Linked DNA regions of Mus musculus: region 2 is linked to region 1. The links are chromatin loops, found by intact Hi-C in ENCODE. Cell type or tissue: left cerebral cortex. All regions are shown on one strand. Links, peaks and the distances in the headings refer to the core of each region. The heading gives the core; the rest is flanking DNA.

Region 1 (10,523 bases), core at 1,718-9,717:
CTCTTTTATCCTATGTGTTTTCCTATATGTGTCTAACTGTAATATAACTGAATGTGTTAAATAGACTTTAAGAGTCTAATAATAGCAATTAATAATGTAATGGAAAGTTAAAACAGAGTGTAGTCAACGTTATTCAAATCTATGAATTATTTATTTCTGAAATTTTCCATTTAATATTTTTAAACTGCTGTGGACCAAGGCACACATGAATGTAAGATGGTGGGGTAAGGGGGCTTCCATATGCACGGCCTGGCTCTGCTGATATGAAATTCCCTTAGAATAGTACAGCTAACTTAGGCAGGGAAAAAAAAAAACCCAAAGAATAAGGCCATCATGAGGGGACAGGCCACATGGAAACTTCCAAGGTTGGTGGCATCGGCTGTGGCTACCAGAGGTCTGAGGTCTGCTGCTGCAAAGTCAATCTTATCTTCAAAAATATCCACAAGCAATGCTGGGGTTCCAAGCTATGTGGAGGCTCTTGCTCCTTCGCCTGCTTGCTGCGTGAGACTGAGTAACTGCTAGATCCTTGGACTTCCATTCACAGCTGCGACTGAACCATTGTTGGGAATTGGGCTGCCGACTGTAAGTCATCAATAAATTCCTTTACTATCTAGAGACTGTCCATAAGTTCTGTGACTCTAGAGAACCCTGACTAATACAGAAGTCTTCCACTAGCAGCCTTTGGATGAAGACATAGAACTCTCAGCTCCTCCTACACCAGGCCTGCCTGGATACTGCCATGCTCCCACCTTGATGATAATGGACTGAACCTCTGAACCTGTAAGCCAGCCCCAATTAAATGTTGTTTTTTAATAAGACTTGCTTTGGTCATGGTGTCTGTTCACAGCAGTAAAACCCTAACTAAGACAGAAGTTGGTCAGGGAGGTTTAGAGTCCATGAATAGGAATGGACAGAGAGGGCCCCCGGGATCAGGCTGGGCAAGCAGCAGACTGAGCCAACTGTAGAACTAAAAAGGAAAACACATTTGTGAAATCAGTGCGGTAAGGGTGCAGGACGCAAATGCTTGCGACTCTTCTACATGTTTGTAACTTTATAAAATAGAGCACTGGAGACTGGGAGGATGGCTCAGTGCTTAAAGCACTCGCTATGCAAGCATAAGGAGTTCGAATCCTGAGGACTGATATAAATACCAAGTGGGTGTGGTCCCCACCTGTAATTCCAGCCTTAGAGGACAGAGATAGGGAGCCCCGGAGCAAGCTGACTAGGGGGACTGGCCTTAGCAGTAAGCTCTGGTCTTACTAAAAACCCGGACTCATTGAATTAAGGGAAAAGACACAGAATGACTCCAACTTTCAACTTCAGGTCTAGCACACACACTCACATGCACACAAAGATGCACATACACATGTATATGCATATTACACATAAACACATAAAAATGAGATTTAAAAAAAAATCACAGAACGGAATGTTGGGGGTGGAGGGGATAAGCGAGCACCCGAAACAGTTTGTGAGAACAGTGCTGTCCACCCTGCTGACAGGACCTGGAGGTTACAGAGGGGGCTGAGGAGAGAAGAGACTCACAGGGATAAACAGCCACTGGAGAAACTTCACCATGGAGCCCAGGTAAAGGACAAAGCAAGAGCCTGGGTCTCTGCATTCACTTTCCCTGACCAACATCTTCCAGTTCCGAGGGACTAAGCCCTTCGGGGGCGGGGGGGGGGGGCTAAAGGGCCTCACACTAAGTAGTATCTCCATGAATTATGTGTAAATGCATCAGAAACAAATGGACTGTGTTTCTCAGCACACAGCCAGGCCTGAAATAGGCAAATCAAGGTGGGGGGTGGGGGGGAGCGACATCAGAGGTGGCAGTGAGCAGCGGGTACTGTTGTTTGACTGCACAAAACCATCTTTTGGAAGACACTTGATTGACTTCCTGATGTCCATCACAGACCATCAGGGCTCCTGCGCCCGGGGTCTTTAATATTCAAATGACTCTGAAAACTATTTCCCCTCCTGGAAAGCCGAGGGAGAGGAAACCTTTGAAGCCCGTCAAGTTATTTAATTGTGTCTTCTCTCCAAAGGTAAGGCAGTTTATTTTTATCCAGAATCAAATAAACATTCTCCCAAATGGTATGTTCAAAGCCTCCGGGCCTCTGAGGTTGGTTTGGGGTTTTGTTTTGCTTTGTGTAGAGTAAGGATGGTACTTTTTCTTGCCCAGTGTTCTAAAGTCACCGAACAAAGATCCAAGAAGAGTAATGAACTAATGTGCTGTTCCAAAGGAGAGCGGGACAGATGGGCTCTGTGTGGCTACTTAGGGACAGAACACAGGTGGTCTGGGATCTGGGTCCACCTGCAAGACATTCTGTTCTCTGTGGGAGCACTGGGTTTGCCAACCCAGGGTACCAGCTGTGCTGAGGGTGTGAGCCCATGGGAATACCTCCCACTTGGTGACAGTGACTACCTCCTTGGGGACACTCAGTGACTCCTCTTCCAGTCCTCAGAAGTAAAGGAAAGTAATTGCCTATAAGGGCAATGGCTCCTTGCAAAGATCTAGGGTAATGAACAGTCTAGCACTTATGAAGGAATTTCCTCCACTGTCTTAATTCGGAAAACAGTCTACATACACACAACCCACAGCGATCATTTGGACATGGGACAGTGGCAATATAGATACTGAGGTAGGTTGACAATGACCCTCAAGTGCTCTGCATTTAAGTAACATTCCCCAAAATTCTTATTTATGGAATCACCAAAAACTAGAAGTCACACACCGTCCAACCGGGCAAGCAGTTTCAGAAAAACTGGTTATTGTGGATGAGACAAGTCCACTGTCAGATTCTGGTAGGGAAGGGGTCTCTAGCCCTTCCCCTGTGTAGTGCAGCTATGTATCAAGCACTCTATTGCCTCATTTAGTTCTGGGAATAGTCTTATGAGATCAGGGTCATTAAACACATTTTACAGACTTTTTTTTTTTTTTTAAGAAAATAAGCCACAGACAAAAATGACTGCCCAAGGCCATGCAGCTGGCAGGACAGGGCTTCAAACCAGCTCTCCCTGATTCATTCCAAAGTCCATGTTCCTAATCGCCGCAGCCTATCTGGCCTGCCAGGCGGCACCCAGGAGGGCAGAGTTTTAACTCTAAAGGACCCAGGAAGCCTGATGGAGACAGGTTCAAGTAGCCAAAGGACCCCACAATTCTATTTCATATGCCACCTTCTTCTTTCAAAATCGCGCACTTTCTTGACTTTAGTTAACATAAGATAATTCTCATTATAAACTAAGAAAGCAAGGTCAGCACCCACAATCTCTCCCAAATAGGAATGCTCTTCATTTCTTTCTCTAACTTTTTATTCTGGGATAATTTTAGATTAAAAAGAAAAGATGAAGAGATTATTAAAACTCCCTCTGCCTCTACTCATCTCTGGCCCACGTACATTTTTTTACATAATCATGGCATATTCGCCCAAACAAAGACATTAGCAGACACAGGGGTCGAGACAGATGGTTCAGAGGTTAAACACACTGCTGCTCTTGCAAAGGACAGGGGTTCGGTTCCCAGCTACCTGTGGTGGCTCACAACCACCTGTAAACCCAGTTCCAGAGTCCTTCCCAGGCACTGCATAAATGTGGTGCACAGACACACATGCAGCAAGACACAAACACGTACAGAAAATAGTTTTGAATGGATGAATTTTCCAATCAAATTACACTACAGATTTTTTTTCAAAACCTCCTAATTTTCCTTGCCCATTTCTTTTCCTAGCTCACAATCTAATTCAGATTCAACAGAGCTGACACCTGCTATTTGTGGACAGAGTATACTGAAGAGTGCATCAAAGATATGTATCTATGTCAAAAACCATAAATGGTGCAACATGACTTCCATTGAGTTCTTAATATTCTGCTCTGTGGGTGGGTGGTACCCCCTCCTCCTCCTCCTCCTCCACCTCCTCTCCCTCTTCCCCTTCTCCCTCTTCCTCCTCTCCTCCCTCTTTCTCCTCTCCCTCTTCCTACTCTTCTTCCTCCTCTCCCTCTTATTCTTCCTCACCCTCTTCTTCCTCCTCACCTTCCTCTCCCTCCTCTCCCTCCTCCTCTCCTCCCTCTTCCTCCTCCTCCTCACCCTCCTCTTCCTCTTCCTCCTCCCCCTCTTCCTCACCTTCCTCTTCCTCCTCTCCCTCCTCCTCCCCCTCTTCCTCACCCTCCTCTTCCTTCTCCTGGTACTTCTTTTGTCTTCATTCCTCACTGTTGCATAAATGCAAAATGGACAAACTCCCCCTCGGATGTGTGCTGGCCCCATGGACCACGCATACATCTTCCAGTTCACATCTTCTCAATCGCTGCTTCACTCTCTCCTCCAGAAAACCTGGACTCATTTGCCTTCCCAGCAGATGATGGTAACAGAGTCAGTCACCTTGGACAAGAGCCGTCCCTCCATTCACTCCTCAAACAGGATCAGCACAAGCCAGAAAGAGTTAATAAACATCTAGCCATTTCCCCACAAACCAGACTGATCAACTCAAACGGCTGCCTAGAAACTAAACTTCTGCTCCCGTGGACTCAGACTGGTACGCGGTGTCCTCTGGGCCTGACAGACAGAGATATTTGGTCATTTCAGTCATGGAGTTACTCCCACGGAGTTTAATTTCCTTCTCATCTCTCTGTAGTGTCTATCGAAACTCTCGGAAGGAAAGAGCGTCGAGCCAGCCCCTGCTAATGCATGTGCCAAGAAGGACAACAGCAAATAACATATATTTTTTAATGGCAAAAAAAAAGTGTTGGGGGGGAGGGCTAACAACAAGGAGAAGCTTAAAGGTCAGGCTGCTGCCGTCGGAGGGTGAATGAGAACCTGCACCTGTCCAGCATACCTTGCCTTACCCTTGGAGCAGGCCTATTTTATTTTATTCAGAGATTCCTGTTCTGCATAAAACACTCCGTCCCCATGCTTAGAAACAAGACCTAAGGCATACATTTGGGTGGTGGGAAAAGGGCTGACTGGGAGGATTGGCTACTGAGTCATGCCCCATGCTGGGGAAGTCTTCTGTGCCATCCTGGCCTGCAGAACGGAAAATAAAAAAGAGAGAGAAGAAAAAGGGAAAGAAAGAAAATAAGCTACTGGGCAGAGGGAACGCTCTCCCACGCCAAGCTCAGCTTGAATTCATACACAACACAACCTCTTCAAGAGGGGCTCGGCTCTGAGAGTCTCTAACTGCGACCGATGAAAGCGGCAGGAAGTGGAGAGTATTCCAGAAGGAAAAAACGGCAGCCACGGGAGAGATTTTTCTTCACTCTGGTGTTTGCAATCTTGTCACTCTGGTCAGGGCCACAGCATCTAGTCAGTGGGAGCAGTCTTTGAAACACAGGGTGTCCCTGTCACTCTCTCTGCTCTCCAGTCAGAACCATCTCCATACGATAGCACTGGCTATTTCCTGGGCCTCTGCGGTCTGCAGCAGTCCCTGGCAGAACCCATTCCAAGTTTGAATTCTGCTTAGAAACCTCAGGTGGATCTGCCTTCCCTAGAGAAAACTCTATCCAGGAGACACCATGGCCCTCTCCTACAGGACTCTCTGGTCACCAGAGAGGAGAAGACTTCAGAGGAGGGACAACATGGAGAACCTGGTGGCTTTCAGATCATAGAAAGAATGTCCCGAATGCTCCTGCATCCAGTACTCAGTGTCTGACTTAAAAAGTAGGGTTGAGTATGGGGTGCACACACCTGTAATCCCAGTGCTCAGGAGGCTGAGACAGGTGGTCCATGAGAGGTCAAGGCCACTTTGGACTACACAGGGAGGCCATGTCTCAAAATACACACACCTACATACATATAGACACACACGCAAAATAAACAAACTTCAACAGAAATAATAAGCACATACACTGCTCAGATGACAGAAATGTGATAAAGTACCACATTATTTATATATGTATATATATATATATATATATATATATATATATATATATACACACATACATACATACATACATATATATATATATTGTTTTGGGGGGGTTTTTTGGGTTTTTTGTTTTTTGAGACAGGGTTTCTCTGTGTAGTCCTGGCTGTCCTGGAACTCACTCTGTAGACCAGGCTGGCCGTGAACTCAGAAATCTGCCTACCTCTGCCTCCCGAGTGCTGGGATTAAAGGCGTGCGCCACCACACCCGGCTAACCACATTATATCTTAAGGGTCCACCAAAAAACAAACTGACATAGTAACTATGAGAGGTAATTGATGTGCCGGTTATTTTGATTATAGTAATCATTTCACTATGTGTGCACATTGTGTGGATGAATATATATTTGTGGATATATGTGAATATATATCATATCGTCCCATCATGTGTAATCTTTGAATAGATTCTATTTTATTTGTCAAGTGTACTTCATCAAAGCTCTAAAATGAGCGAAAATAAAAACAAGACTTTCTCTGTTTGGCTGATGCTCACCTTAGCAAGTACAGGCCCAACATGTCCCTGCAATGAGAGGTAAAATCCTTAGAAATCAGAGCTCTATTTCCCACAGTCTTTTTTAGGGAGAAATGGTACACTTGTCTAAAATGTATGAGTCTATCTAAAGATGTTGCCACTTATGTGACTCACTCTTATCAACCGATATTGAAATGCAAGTGAAACTGGAATATTCTGGATTTGTAGGGAAGTGGGCTCTACCATGGGCAGAATCTAATCAAAGGGCCTCTACTCAAATACAACTTAGTGTGGTTGGGCAACCGGGAACTCCACGAGTTCAGAAACAGACCTCTTTGGGGGTGATGCAGATGGGGGGACGGGAGGGGGCAGCCAGCAAGTACAGCAAGCTCCAGGTAGGATCTCACAAAGACACTGGCAGAGTACCGGGAATTCCACTTAGGACCATGTCACAGGATAAGTAAGTTCCCAACACTCAGGTTTTCAAGTTTTCTTTCTATTCCAGTGGCAGTAGGTGGGCATTAAAGACCCCAGGGTTTGCTTTAGGACAACTGCTGAGAAAATGATAACCTTAGGAAGTCCTTAGGGGTATTTCTGTCTGGTCCCCCAAATCAGAGAACAAGATGAGTATCTTAAAAACAGCCACACGTTTCTGCCCTCTGAAAACCACCAACAGACACGTTGTTTTCAGACTCTGTATTTATCAATGTAAATAACTTTGAGAATACTCCAGAGTTTCTAATCTGGTTTCCTTAGTTCATCTGGTCTACCTGGGGACACTGAAGAAGTATATGTGGCTAGGCACAGGAACCATGGCTTCTAGGAAGAAGAGCTATCCCCTCCCCTCCTCTCAGGTTCTCCTGCTGCACAGAGAGAGAGCTAGGCACCTCCCATATTTCCTGTAGAGTAGAGAAGAGAAGGGAAGGATCCACTGTGAAATATGAGACCCTTCCAGAGATAAATGCAAGGGTAGGCAAACCCAGTGAAGTAGCACAAGAATCTAAGAGTGCTGAAAGAGTCGGGCAGAGGGAGCACTGTGGGTGACTGCCAATCTTTCAAGTCTTCCCTGCCCCTCTCAGAGGATAAGTAGGGTGATTTACTTTCTGGGTTGTAAGCAGAGTGGAGGAGGGTGGGAGAGCTTCTATGCCAGATGATTCTGGAAGCAGCCTGCCCTCACCACCCAGGCCATCCCAGGGCAGATGACAGACGGTATGAGCTGTTGGGAGCTGTGAGGTGTTCAGCTCCTACGCCAGTCTTCTCCAGAAGGGGCTGAATTTGGGTGCCTATGTTCACAGTTTCCTTCGTGTGGACATAGTCCAGATGCCATAAAGGTTAGCCATAGTGTGGGCAGGTGTCATTCACTCAATAGCCCAAGAGCCTGCTGTCAACCAGACATTGGGGACACAATGTGGACTAAACCCAGTCACCTCCCCAGCATAGTGGTGGGGACCGATGTTGACTAAGCAAACATAATAAATATAGAAGTCCAAATTGGGATGCTCTTTCCAACTGTTGGCAATCTGCAGTATAAGGTAGCCAACAAACTCAAGACAGCCATGATGGAGCTGGACCCTGCCAAAGAAACTCTTGATCTGCCCTTGACTCTGGATAAGTTAAGCCTCTTTCTCGGCTACAAAATGGGTCACCAAAGAGACACACATTTCAGGAATTAGCTAACTGAAAAACCTCGATAACAGCTAGCTTGTGTTAGCAGAAGGAACTTCTGGACGTTAAGATGTTAAGTTGTTGAGGCTCAGAATGTCTCTTAGCACAGTCTAGAGACCCCCCACTCATCTCTTCCCCAGCAGCCAGACCTGGGCTTTCCTCATCTCTCAGGAGACTCTGATAGACTTCTTCCAGCTGACTCCAGCCAGAACCTCTGAGCACTGCCATTATTACAGTCCTGGGTCTCTTTAAGCAGCCACTGCCAGCACTGTGGGGGATTCGTGGTGATTCAGCCCTGGCCCAGTGAGCTGGACACACAATCGCTCAGCCAGGATATGGCCATGAGCCCACAAGCCGCTGCGAGGAGACAAAGCTGTTCTTGGGCCTTCTAAAGTTCCCCCTGACCCCTGCTGTGTTCGATGGGCAGGCATATTCTGTCCAGCCTCTATCCCCAAGGTGGACTAAGGCTGGCTTCACTCTCTTGGGGGCTTGAAGGCAAGACAATTGTTCCAGCAGAGAAATCAGACAACTGACAGAAAACAAAAACAAAAAAGAAAAAAGAAAGAAAACCAAGCATGTTTCCATCTCCCTTCACGAAGCTTATCTGTGCGGAGGCCCCGTCTCTGCTCATGTCCTCTTTGGATGGGGAGGAGGGGCAGCAAAGGGGCTTTATCAGACTCATTCAAATGTGCTGCTGGTCCTGGGAGCTCAGGAATACGGCTTTGAGGGCTGCCTGGCCAGTTTCCATCCTGTTTCCAAGCAACCTGACATGCAATCCATCCATCGGAACCTTATCACGGAGTCAGTGAGCCGGAAGGCGCTGAAGAGCTCTCTGCCCGGACTCCCTACACCAAAGCCTGAGGGGAGACTCCTGGAGATTGGAAAAGAAGGTACAGTCTTTGCCCAGGGCTCACAGTGACCCCAAGAATTAGAGAGTAAGACCAGGACTGGTGGTGCAGGCCAAGGGTCCTGGACGCTCAGGACGCTGTAGCACAGAGATCAAAAGATCAAGGTCTCTCTGGGCTGGAGTGAATTCAAGGCCAACCTGGGAACTTAGTGTGACCCTGTCCCAGGGACTGAAAATGGAAACTGGGCAGTAGCTAAGTGAGGAGAGGTTGTCTGGCATATGGTGAGCCCTACATTCAACCCCAGGTAATGGGAGAATGACACAAAAAAACAGGGAGAGAGGGCTGAAGGAGGGAGGGGGAAAGAGAGAGAGAGAGAGAAGGAAGGAGGGAAGAGAAAGAGAGGGAGAGAGGAAGGGGAGAGAGAGAGGAGGGAGAGAGAAGGAGGGGAAGAAGAGAGGAAATGGAGGGAGGGAAGGAAGGAGGGAGGGGACCTAGATTTGAGCAGAGCTGAGGCCAGGTAGCTCACTTCAGGACCCTGCCCACTTATTCGCCTTCTTGTTTCCCGGTGCAGTTCACACAAGGGTCTTGTAAGAATATGCTCTGGGAAGGAAGAGCAAGCATGTTAGATCTCCTTTTGCCTCTCTTGTAGCTATGACCACCCTTAAAATGCACAGGCAAAGATCTAACAGTGTTCCTTCAGTTTCCCCAAAGCAGAAAGCAAAGGGGTCCTTCACCTGTGTCTGTCACCAAGGCTACTTCTCATTTTGCTTGAAACGGCTGCAGTTCAAGACCTGTTGACATCCCATGTGCTGAAGCCCCTGAGCACAGTGCTGGCAGTGGCTGCTTTAAGAGTCCCAGGGTTGTAATAATGGCAGTGATCAGAGGTTTGGGCTGGAGTCAGCTGTGAACTCAGAGTCACAGTGTTCCAAGCCTGCTTCTCAGGAGGACCTTAGACAGAAAAGCCTGCCCTAAAAGTCAAACTGCACTAAACACCAACTGAGGATGGTTATTACTGTATATACACCACACAGCACCAATTCTGACTCGAAAATAAAGTGCACAGCATCCCCTTTTCTGATGAAAACTACACACATCTATACTCACAATGGCACAGAGATGCTATGAAAGAAATGGACAGCGTTTTGTTTTGAGTATGTGACACTTATTTTTTTAAATTTGAGAAAAAAATGAAAGCTCCCTCCTTTAGGATACAAAACGTGAGTTCAAAGAGCCAAGCAAGGCAATAACTGACCTCCTCTGGGTCCTTCCCCAGGAAGATGCTTGACCAAAAGGCCACTGAACACTGGCCAAGAATGGGCGCCACAGCTGGGCAGTGGGCCCCACCCAGAGGGCAGCCCACCCCCTCCCTTTACACCACAAGACACACAGGCCAAGGGCCAATGATCCCCAGGCATGAAACCAAATGAACAAAGAGGTTACACAACTCCGTAATCACATGAGAGCCAAGATGGGACCTGACATCATAAGACCACCAAAGTCTCCCCAGCCTTTAGTGTGAGCTCATAGGATAAATAAACAACCGTGATTAATCAGATTATAAATATATAACAATAAACAGCATAAACATAATAATCAACTTCTCAGAACCATACTTGAGTCC
Region 2 (10,523 bases), core at 1,063-9,062, 94 kb before region 1:
GAACTCTGGTTCCTTGCAAGAGCACCAAGCACTCTTAACTACTGAGCTCTTTCTTCAGCCCCTTTAGTTTTCAGGAAAAGATCTCTCATTAGCCTGGCACTTGCCGAGTAGGCCAGGCTGGCTGAGCAGTGAACCCCCAGGATCTGTCTCCCCAAGCACTGGGTTTATAAATGTATACCACCACACACTGGTCCAGAAGCACTTTCTTGATGGAGCCAACTCCTCAATCCCATGTTCATCTTTTCAAAGACAGCATCCAAAGAAAAGGATGCAGGCTAGCATTTTCCCCAGTGCATGGGGGTTCTCGAGAATGACGCCCAAATCCCTGGATTCCTGGATGCTCATCGCTACCCTAGTGTATAATTACCTCCCTGTGGCTGTGCAACTCAAGATGAGCAAGCAGGATTAGCAGGAGGCCCCTGCTCCAGCATGATGGACCCTCACGCCTAGCTTTCAGCAGAAAGACGGACGGGGTGTGGGGGAGGGCTGAGTCCCCTGACAGGCAGCAACAACTGCAGATGCCAGGTGATCCTGAAAACTTGGCTTCCCTAAGCTTCACAGGAACCTGTAATTTACCTTTCAATTGTTCTTACCTGTCATGAGCACAATTGGATTGGCATAACTCCTCCCTTCCCCACCCCCCTAAAGTCCCACCCACTCCCTGACGCCAGCCAGATCGAGCCAGTGACTGAGAAGGTAGGAGTGAGCTGGGAGGTCCAACTCAGCACTCTCTGGGTGGAACCCAAAGGTTATCAGGCAGGACTTTAGAGAGCAAGTACACACTTATCCCCAGTCGACATGCCCTTGATATTTTAAATAAATGCTACAGTTCAAAGGACTTCCAGGAAGTCTCCTAGCCAAGTCCCTCGCTTTCCAGACATTGTCCCTACGATTTCAGCTCTTTGTCTCTGTCTAGCAAAGATGTAAATTTTTGATCTTCGTTTATTCTGCAGAGCACTTGTTTGCACAGGTGCTGCACACACACACACAGACACACAGGAGCAAACTTGAGTATAGTGCAGTGCATCCTGTACTATCCTGGTGGCTGTGGGCTGGCTTCTTCAAGGGCAATTTCATTTTTAATAAGAGGTAAGTGTCACTTATATAGGGCTGTCTTAGAGCAACCTCTGGTCATTTGAATTTCTGCCATGCCCATTGTTCACAACACTCCTCAGAAGGGCACAGTCTCAACTGACCCATCATGCCTAAGATTGTTTTCAACAAGACAACCCTACCATCTTACAAATGGTCAGGATGGGGTAGCTGATCCTATCTGTAGACTGTCCTGTGGCCGATGAGAGACCAGACACACAGCTCGGAATGGGGAATGGCCAACCTATCTGGAAGCTTCCTCTTGCTGCAGCAGGAAGAGATATGGCCACTGGTTCGCTTACCAGAATGACAAATTATGATGGTTTTCTCGAGTCTGCCTGAGATTTAGTTCCCACAATCTTTTGTCCCAAGAAATCCCTTGTCCTAAGCAGGGTGGGATGACTTGGTCTCCCCAGCTCCACAGAGAGTGGAATGTAGGAGTTAGGAACACTATTTCCTACTGCACAAGGGCCTGCTAGTCTGGATGCTACTGTCCCTGGCATCTCTGTGACTGCTGAGTGTGTGCTCTAAGTCTGGGACACCACAGCCGACTACCTGGGCAGCCCCTCTAACCATTCCTACCGTCTTCTCCACTATCACTTTAGAAAAGACAACATTTACAGAGGAATTTATATAAAGGAATTTATACAATGCAGAGGCTGCTTAGGGAAGGAGGAGGTGGGAGAAGGAGGGAGGAAGAGGAAGTCTGCAAGCCTTCTTAAGATCTCAGCAACATTAAGCATCCTCAAGAGGTCTTCTCTATTCCACCATGGAGAATCAAAGAGGCCAAGGTCAATGCTCCACTTTAAAGTCACTGAAGAGCCATACAAACACACCAGATAGAGCACAAGGAAGCTGGGATTGTTTTATATAAACAAACTGTCCATCCATTTTGCAAATAAAACAGCTCAAACATCTTTGAGTGTAGTCGAAAAGGGGGAATCAAGGCATGATTAGGAAGGATTTCCAACTGTACACGTGGGGTCATAGAGGAAAGGACCAGACAAGGCTCCAGCTCCCATCGGATGGGTGTGTCATCAGCATACAGTAGAGGAAAGAGGTCCTCAGGAGGCACGACCAACAGAGCTCAGACATGAAGCCCTTGGATAAGCTGATCTCCGATTGCAACCTCCGAAGAGTGTCTTCAAAGTTCCTTGCATTTGTGTCACAGAAGAGGGAATGAAAAGTGGGTTCCTCTCTGCCTATCCAGACATACGCCTGCGTGTGATCCAGTGCCGGCCCTCCTCAGCCCCCCTGCTCAGGCTGCTCCTCTTGCTCTGACCTCCAAAGAGCCCCTGGGACCATCCAGGCAGATCATGTATCACTCTGGAGTCTTGTGCTGCTTCCAGGCCGGGTGCCACGCACCGAGTCTGACCCCTCTTTCCAAGGAACAGAAATAAGAATCAAGATCCCATTCAACCCAAGTGTGGTTAACTATTCACCCTGTATCCGGCTCAAGGATGATAGAGCAAACAAGAAGAATCTCTGGGTCCAGAGGCGAGTGGGCACAGGAGGCGGGGTCAGACAGGGAAGGGTGCGGTAACTGGACAGGGACAGAGTGAGGAAGAGTGTCCTGGGTAGTGGCAGTACCCAGGACATGTTTGCCACCAGACAGTAGATGAGCTGAGCTGGTAAGCCTTCCCCAGGCCCAGAGACGTATGTCTTTGTTCATTCAAGTCAAAACAGACTATTCCTTCCCAAATGCCGGCACAGTCTAGAAGTGTTTATATTCTCCAACATAATGTTCCGCAATTGAATCCAGGGCTCTAGTGTCTCAAGAGGCAGCCAGATCTCAGGCAGATCCTGAAGGGAGGGCCAGGGTCATGTTCTCCATGGTTCCACAGTTCCTGATAAGTAGCATGGATAAGCAGGTCAGTCTCCTCGGCCTGTGGACCAAAAGACAGCAAGTGTTAGACGGTGGCATGCTCTCCTTTCGCAACAGTGCACTCTTCCTACTTTATTCCCCAGGATTCTGGTTAGTACTGCCTGAACACAGGGCATAGAATTGTAGTCAAGGAGCTGGAGAAAGAGAGGCTTACACCTGGCTCTGGGGAACTCCTTGCACACTGGATCATCCCCAAGAAGCCTGATACACACACACACACACACACACACACACACACACACACACACACACCACAGGCACATACACATACATACACACACGTCCATGGCCCCAGAACCACAGGGTCTAGTTCTCTATAAAATGGCCACAGCAGCCCCCATGCACCCAGACTGTGGATAACTGACTCAGAATGGATAGGGGTCCCTCAGGGGATGGCACAGAACACCTCCCAGTCTGAGGGCAAACAGATGAGGGCAGATTCACCCTCCTTGAAGAGACTTCCCACTTGTCACCATCCACACTGCTGAGCAGAAAGTCAGAGTCCCCAAGGGGAGTGCCCCACTTCAGTGCTGACTTTGCGGGGCCACTGGAGGCGGTGTAGGCCCATGAAGGGGACTGCTATACAGGTCTCAGACTCAGCACGCATCATCAACCCAAGATGAGAACTGTGGGCAGGCCATCCATAAGCGCCCTGAGGAAAGAGATGCTTGATCCAAACATAAACCAGTCAGATAAGCACCGTCCTTGTAGGCCATGGCAGGGGTCTACAGGGGTCTCATGATCAAGGCCTCCTTGGACAAGCAAAAGCCAGGACATCAGTAACCGACAGAGTGTCCAGGGAGTTTGGATCCTAGAAGCTCAGCCTTCCAGAAAGGTCTTCTAGGCAGGGTGCAGCATCCACCATGATGCCCAGGGATAAGTGGGATGAAGGGGTGACAGCCTGGGAAAAATGCCTGATGAGGTTTCCTTGTAGGAGAGCTGGGGATGGGGACAGTCTCAACCGCAGAATCACAAATAAAATAAATAAATAAATAGAGTCCTGCAGGTGACCCCAAATCAAGTAGTACATTTCATCTGGGACAGGCCAGTCCCTCCCCACACACCTTTTATTTGGACACAAAACCACACCAAATAAACCCAAAATTCTCCATGCTCCCTCGTTCCTTCTCTCCTTCCGTACCAGCCTTGGGGCTGTTTCCTAGAGCCTCACAAGCCTTTTCCCCTGGGAGACAGGCCACGCAGCTGGCAAATTAATTGGCAGTGACAGGGCTTCCTTCCGGTTGCTCGGCAACGACGTGCAACTGACAGCAACGGTGCAGAGGGACTGCCATGAGGAATTTACAAAACAAAATCCGAAGCAAAACACACAGGGCCCCAGACTATCACCCTCAAAGGGCAGAACTAGACAAGGGGAGGGGGTGAGGCAAGGGGTGGGGAGGAAGTGGGGCTAGAGCATGAGAAAGTTCTCCATCCCCCCCTTATGCCCCCCCCTTATCCCCTCACCAAACTGTTCCTACAGCCTTTACCTCTGCCAGGCCAGAGAGAGAGAGAGAGAGAGAGAAAGGGGTGTGGGGACTTAGAAGCCTCGGTACTGAGAGGTGACTGGGAAGGTTGATGAAGCTCGCTGTGCAGAAAACAACAGTATCTGCAGGGAACGAACGCTTCTCCCCGTGCCGTGGGTCTACTGGCAAAGCCGCTCTACCCAGGCGGAAGTCTTCACGTCTAAGGCCCTCTCCCCTGGCCCTTTACACTGGACTGTCTTTCTATCTGTTCTATGACAAGAGTAGACAAGCCACACACCACATGGCCTTGGCCCTCATCTCTGATTTGGTGTCAGGTTTTGAGACAGGATCTCGCACTCTGAAGTGGGAGCCATAGACTAGCCTTGGACTTCAGGCAATCTTCCTGTCTCTGCCTCCTGAGTCCTGCGATTACTAGCACCAGTTGCCAGGCCTGGCTTCTGGTCTCTTTTAGAACTTCCATGCATAAAGCAGAGTACATATCCAGTCTATGTACAGGTTGAAGCGTTCAGTGGAAAGGAAAAAACAAGGAAGACATTGAAAGGTGCTCTCCCTCTGGTCCCTGTAACCTTGCATGGCAAAAAGAGCTGGTGGGCATGGTGATGTCAACAGTCTGAGACAGGAGACGGACCTGGATAATCAGGTTCAGCCCTCGGCACCATCACCTATGGTCACAAACAGAGGCAGGGGATGGGACGCAGGGAAGAGAGGTGTGAGACTGGAGGGGAGCACTTGGCTGACTCAGCTCGGCCGTCCTGAGGACTGAACAGAGAAGGCAGTGGATTCTCCCTGGAGTTCCAGAAGGAATCAGTACTGTAGATACCTTCGCTTCAGGGCACTATAACTGGCCTCAGATTGCACCGTGTCTGCCCATACTTCCACAGAGACATGTTTAACCATACAGTCATGGACCCTGGAGCTTCAGATACTCCAGGCAAGCATCACACCACTGGGCCAACCTCCCTCCAGACCCACAAACATCATCCCCAAAGATTTTTCCAAGAGGGCACCAGAGTGAGGATACAGGTAACAGGAAAGGTGAATTTATTCCTAGCAGCAGGGCAGGATTTAGCCTTAGAACGTACTAGCCGGTATCGGGAGGCTCAGTAAGAAAAAGGCAGGCCTCTGAGAGTAACAGAGGCAGGCTGAGCTATGAAGCTGCAGGCTGTTAAATGACAGCATTTGCTAGCAGGGACTTGGCCAGGTGGCCTAATCTCTGGGGGTTGGGGGGGGGGAAGCCTTAGTTTTGTCATTTGCAAAATAAAGATAATATCATCTGCCTTACAAAGCTCTCAGGATTAAATGAGATAATACACAGAAACCACCTGGAGAATGGCAGATGCCGAAGGAAGGAGCGGTGATACGTAGGAAAGTTTCAGCTTTCAGACTTGAGTCAGAGCCGCTGCTTCTTGCCATCCTCAGTAACCTATCCTATCCTTTCTAGTTGTTGATAGAACTCTGACTTATTTGTTTGTTTGTCTTGCTGGTGTGGTGGAGTTTGGACTACTGTGCAGCAAGGCGTAGCTATGTAAGAGCTGGCCAATGAGAGGCAAGCAAAACTCTTGGGGGGGGCACTTCAGGGCAGGCTGCTCTAGAGGAGCTTGAAACCAATCTATCTTTACTTCGCTCTGTTTTAATAAGGACATGAAGGCTGGTGCTCTAGCAGCCATAGTGGTATCCTGGAGACACTCCTGTCCTGTGATAGTTAAAAAAGGAAACAGGATGGAGGTGGGGCTGGATCCTGGCCACTCCAGTGATGCTTGATCGGCAGGAATAGTTTCCCTCATGATTTCCGTTATGTAAGAGGCAAACACTCCTCTCTTAATGCTCTGTTGTAGCATTTTCTAATAATCACGATAATGGATTTCTTGATCCATAGACCTGGGCCGACAGCTTCATAATCACACGGGAACTGGTTAGAAATGCAATTCCTACAGCTCCATCCCCCTAGAGTGTAGGGATGCAACCCAGGACTTTGCATCAGTGGGCACAAGGCATCTTCGCCACGTTCTAGACTAAGCCACACCACGGTCCTTGCAGTGCACATTTTAATGGGCCCTCCAGTGATCCGATGTGTTCTCCAGTGTGAAAACCATGGTCTACCAGTGATAGACTTCACTCTCCTATGCACTGTGGCATTCTGTGGTGTCCCTGGCCTCTATACATAAGCACCCTCATCCCAGAGGGGTGAGAAGTGTCTCAGATGCTGCCATGTGAATCCAACAGAGGGTGGGGACAGTAGCATTGCTTACAGCTGACAGATGGCCTGGCTCTTCAGCTTCCTTTTCTTGTCCAGTTATGTGTGTGTGTGTGTGTGTGCGTGTGCGTGTATGTGTGTGCCTGTGTGTGGGTATGTGTGTGCGTGTGTGTGTGTGTGTGTGTGTGTGTGTGTGTGTGTGTGTGTGTGTGTATGACGAGCACATGTAGTGCCATTGAAAGCCAGAAGAGTGCGTTTGATCCCCTGGAGTTGAGGATGGTTGTAAGTTACCCAATGTGTGTGGTGGAAACTTCGCTCAGGACTTCTCTAAGAGTAGCACGTGTTCTTAAACACTGAACCATGTCTCCAACTCCCTTATTAAGGAGGAGAGGTAGAAGGAGGAGGAGGAGGAGGGAGAAGAGGAGGAGGAGGTGAAGGAGCAGGAAGAGGAAGAGGAAGAGGAAGAGGAGGGAAGAAGATAATAACAAACCAAAACACCAAGTCTTTGGCTGGAGCAGCTCATGCTTGAGGAGGTCAGAGGACAACCCCAGCGTCAGGCCAGGCCTTCCTCCTTAGTTGGAGACAGGGTCCCCTGGTTTTTGTCATAGTGTACACCACACTAGCCGACCTACAAGCTTTCGAGGGATTTCCTGTTCCCACCTCCCACTTTGCAGGAGGAATACTGGGATTGCGGATGCATACTTTACAAACCCCTACCCAGCTTTATTGGGCTTGGGAATTAGAACTCAAGTCCTCATGTTTCTGTTGCAAGTGTTCAACCCAGAGAGCCACCTCCCCGACCCTTAGTTGTTCCTTGACCCTAGATGCACATCACAATCTCCTGGGAAGCTTTTCCACCTTCCGATGGCCAGGACCTGCCAAGCCCCATAAGGTCAGTATGGACGAGGGAGGAGCCTGTAGAGTTGAAGCTGCATGGGGCGGAGCCAGCTCGGGCTTTGTTCAGCACCTCAGCAGCTGGCACGGGACCTGGGGAGAACTGCTTCAGGCTGTGTGGAGGTGCTGAGTCTGCTGATGGGGAACACACAGGTGCTCCCAAGACCAAGCTGTACCAGGAGTGAGCTGGCCAGCCTTGGGAGCAGCTCGGGGGCAGGCATCCCCATGGACGGATGGCAAGGAATTCCTGGCAGCTGGGTCAGCCTATTTCCCATTTCCAGTAAGGACACCCTTTTGGTCTCTCACATGAATAATTATGCAAAGCCCCAGCTTCTGTGAATACAGGGTTCTAGGAAGAGCCCCACAGACGAACTTGAACAGAGGCAGAGGGTGAATTCCTTTCCAGTGGCTAGTCTTGAACCTAGGACATGAACCCAAGCAGGCAGAGGAGGAGTTGGACCATGTGTCTATAACTGACTGGAACAAGGGAGAAGTCAAGTGTGAGGGTCGAATAAGTTGGTGTTCTGTTCCCTGGAGAGGAGGGATTCAGTCCAAAGGTGCCAGTGCTTTCTCCTGCAGAGACATCTATGCCATCCATTACTTCATTCCCAACTGTGCTCACAGAATCCTGAGCCAACTTTTTTTTAAAAAAAAATTTAATATACTTTTAATTAAAATGTAATTACATCATTTCCTCTTTGACTTTCCTTCCTCCAACCCTTCCCACGTTCTCTCCACCCTGACTTCCCTCTTTTTTTTTTCAATTATTTTAAACACACACACACACACACACACACAGAGATAGACAGAGAGAGGGAGAGAGACAGAGAGGCAGAGGAGGCCATCTTCATTGTTTGTGTGTATACTGTTTCAGGACTGACCACTTTATAGTGAATAACCAGTTAGGGGGCTTGTCCCTGGGAGAGACTAATTCTCCCTCTCTCAGGGGTCATAAGCTGCCTGTACCCAGGGGTGGGACACTGAGATTTCTCTTATATCTACAGAGAAGTAGTTCTCATTGTGCTTCAAAGCCTCTCCTCTTTCCAGTAAGTGGTGAGGCCATTACAGAAATCCACAGCTGGATGCAGTCGAGAGATCAGCAGGGTCATGGGAAGCCCAGCTCCAAGCACACATCTCAACACAACTACATCTAGGGCTGGGGAACCAGCCTGCAAGAACAGGTGTAAAGAGGCCAGGGAGGTCTGCTGTGGGGTTGTGTCACCTAGCAACAGTGCACAAACAAGACCTGGGCACGGACAACATCAGTGGGCATGTTAACTTGGAAGACCAACCTTTTCTTTTTTTTTTTTTCACTTGGCTCGAATCATGGAGTCCAGGATGTCGAAGGAAGTGTAGGATGCGGAGGAGGGAGGAAGAAGAAAGGAAGGACGCAGAAGAGAAGAGGAAGTGAGGAGAAGAAAGAAAAGGAGAGAGGAGGAAGACAGGGAACGGGAGAGGAAGGAGGAGGAAGAAAGGGAGGAAGAAGAGAGGCAATGTGTGAGAGCTGGGTATGGTGGTGCACACCTTTAATACCAGCACTCAGGAGGCGGAGGCAGGAGGATCGTTGAGTTAAGAATCTAGCCTGGTCTACATCTAGAGTTCCAGGCCAGTCAGGTATACATAGTGAGACCCTGTCTCAAGGAAAAAAAAAAAAGCACAGGAGGGAGGGCGGGGAGAGAGGGAGCAGCAGCTAACATTTTTGCTAGTCTCAAGAGCAGCCACCACATGGAGCAGGACTGGAATGAATGAATGGCTTCCCTGTTTCCTGCCTCTTTATTTCAGCCCCACCTGGTAGCCCAGGTGGGAAGACACGGGACCAGATGTAAACCTATAAAGTCCGTGGGGAAAGCCAAGGAGTCTCTAGGGGACTGCAGAGCAGAGGTCTTGCCTCTGCCTACCCGCTGTCCTTTCCCGAGGGTCCCGCCTTCTACCACGCAGCTCTCTTCCAGCTACCTGGGATAAGGAAGAAGAGACACAGCTGCTCTGGTCTGGCAGAACCAAAGACGCTGGGGATTGGAGTCCAGGCCCCAGCCCAGGCCTATCCCCAGACCCCGGCTGTTCCTAAGAACTTCTAACAGGTGATTCTGTACAACAGGGAACTCTCAGGGTCAAGGACTTAGCCGATACCCAACATTGTCTCGCCATGCCCCTCCTCCATCTTCTTAGTCCATCCAGAATACCTCTCCCATCTGACTAGGATCCCAGCCTCTCCCATCTGACTAGGATGCCGACCTCCCCCATCTGACTAGGATCCCGAGGATCCCTCCTGTCTGTGCAAATGTCCTGACTCCTGCAAACATGTTAATAAAAAATTAAAAAAAAAAATAAGCCTGAGAAAGCTTCCAGATGTGCTGTTTGTATTGTGGTGTTTCTCTGCTCCAGTCTCCAGAGACTGATTCATGAGACACAGCATCCTGAAAGAACATCAGTACACCAGGCTCTTCCTGGGGGAGCAGGAGAGGAGCCCTCGGCCAGGGCCACAGCACAGCCAGTTCACCCGTTAACCCTTCTACTACAGAGGGACACAATCTGCTGCTGGCTGTCCCAACCAGTTTCTTCCATCATTGTGAGGGACACATGTATCTTTGAGGTCATGCCAAAGCCAGCGGAGAAGCAAATCCCAGAGAGCCACAAAGAGTAAGCTCGCAGGGTTTCACTGTGACCGAGCTCCCACCTCACCTCTCCAGTACAGTCCCATCCAGTGTATTTGGGACACAGAGGCGAGGGCAGAGTGATAGGAGAGTAATCCTCGTCTTTAAGACGTGACCTGACCATGTGAAAGGAAATCTTAGGAGCTGAGCCAACCTGAAGAGGAAATGGAATTGGTGGCTTGTCAAAGCCCCTTCTGGGGCTTGTGGCCTCTGGCCTACAGAATGGGTAATTGCCACTGGTCAGGCTTATGCACACACAGCCACCCATGTCCCCTTCCTGACACGAACACACCTGAGGGCCCAGGATTCTTTGCACAAGGTGA

The links. Peaks named below come from ENCODE experiments on the same cell type or tissue, not always from the same donor. Only the 100,000 strongest peaks of a DNase experiment are listed, where the experiment ranks them.
Region 2: it touches region 1 in a loop (2.8-fold over the local background); 1 of 42 quality-filtered maps calls a loop at or near these places.

What each region holds. Positions count from the first base shown.
Region 1 is chr11:113,135,640-113,146,162 of GRCm38, forward strand. All of the region lies in intron 1 of 2610035D17Rik (RIKEN cDNA 2610035D17 gene), which reads right to left. All of the region lies in intron 1 of LOC115487747 (a long non-coding RNA gene), which reads right to left. Among named protein-coding and RNA genes, the nearest start is that of Gm39467, 6.7 kb to the left of the region's middle. In left cerebral cortex, for the core only: no CTCF peak of the experiment used is centred there; DNase peaks (open chromatin) are centred at 5,141, 8,367 and 8,762; H3K27ac peaks cover 1,741 bases.
Region 2 is chr11:113,042,183-113,052,705 of GRCm38, forward strand. 2610035D17Rik (RIKEN cDNA 2610035D17 gene) reads right to left here. Exons shown (of 3, transcript NR_015556.2): 3 at 1,724-2,978. Among named protein-coding and RNA genes, the nearest start is that of Gm39467, 87 kb to the right of the region's middle. In left cerebral cortex, for the core only: no CTCF peak of the experiment used is centred there; DNase peaks (open chromatin) are centred at 4,202, 6,160 and 6,567; H3K27ac peaks cover 175 bases.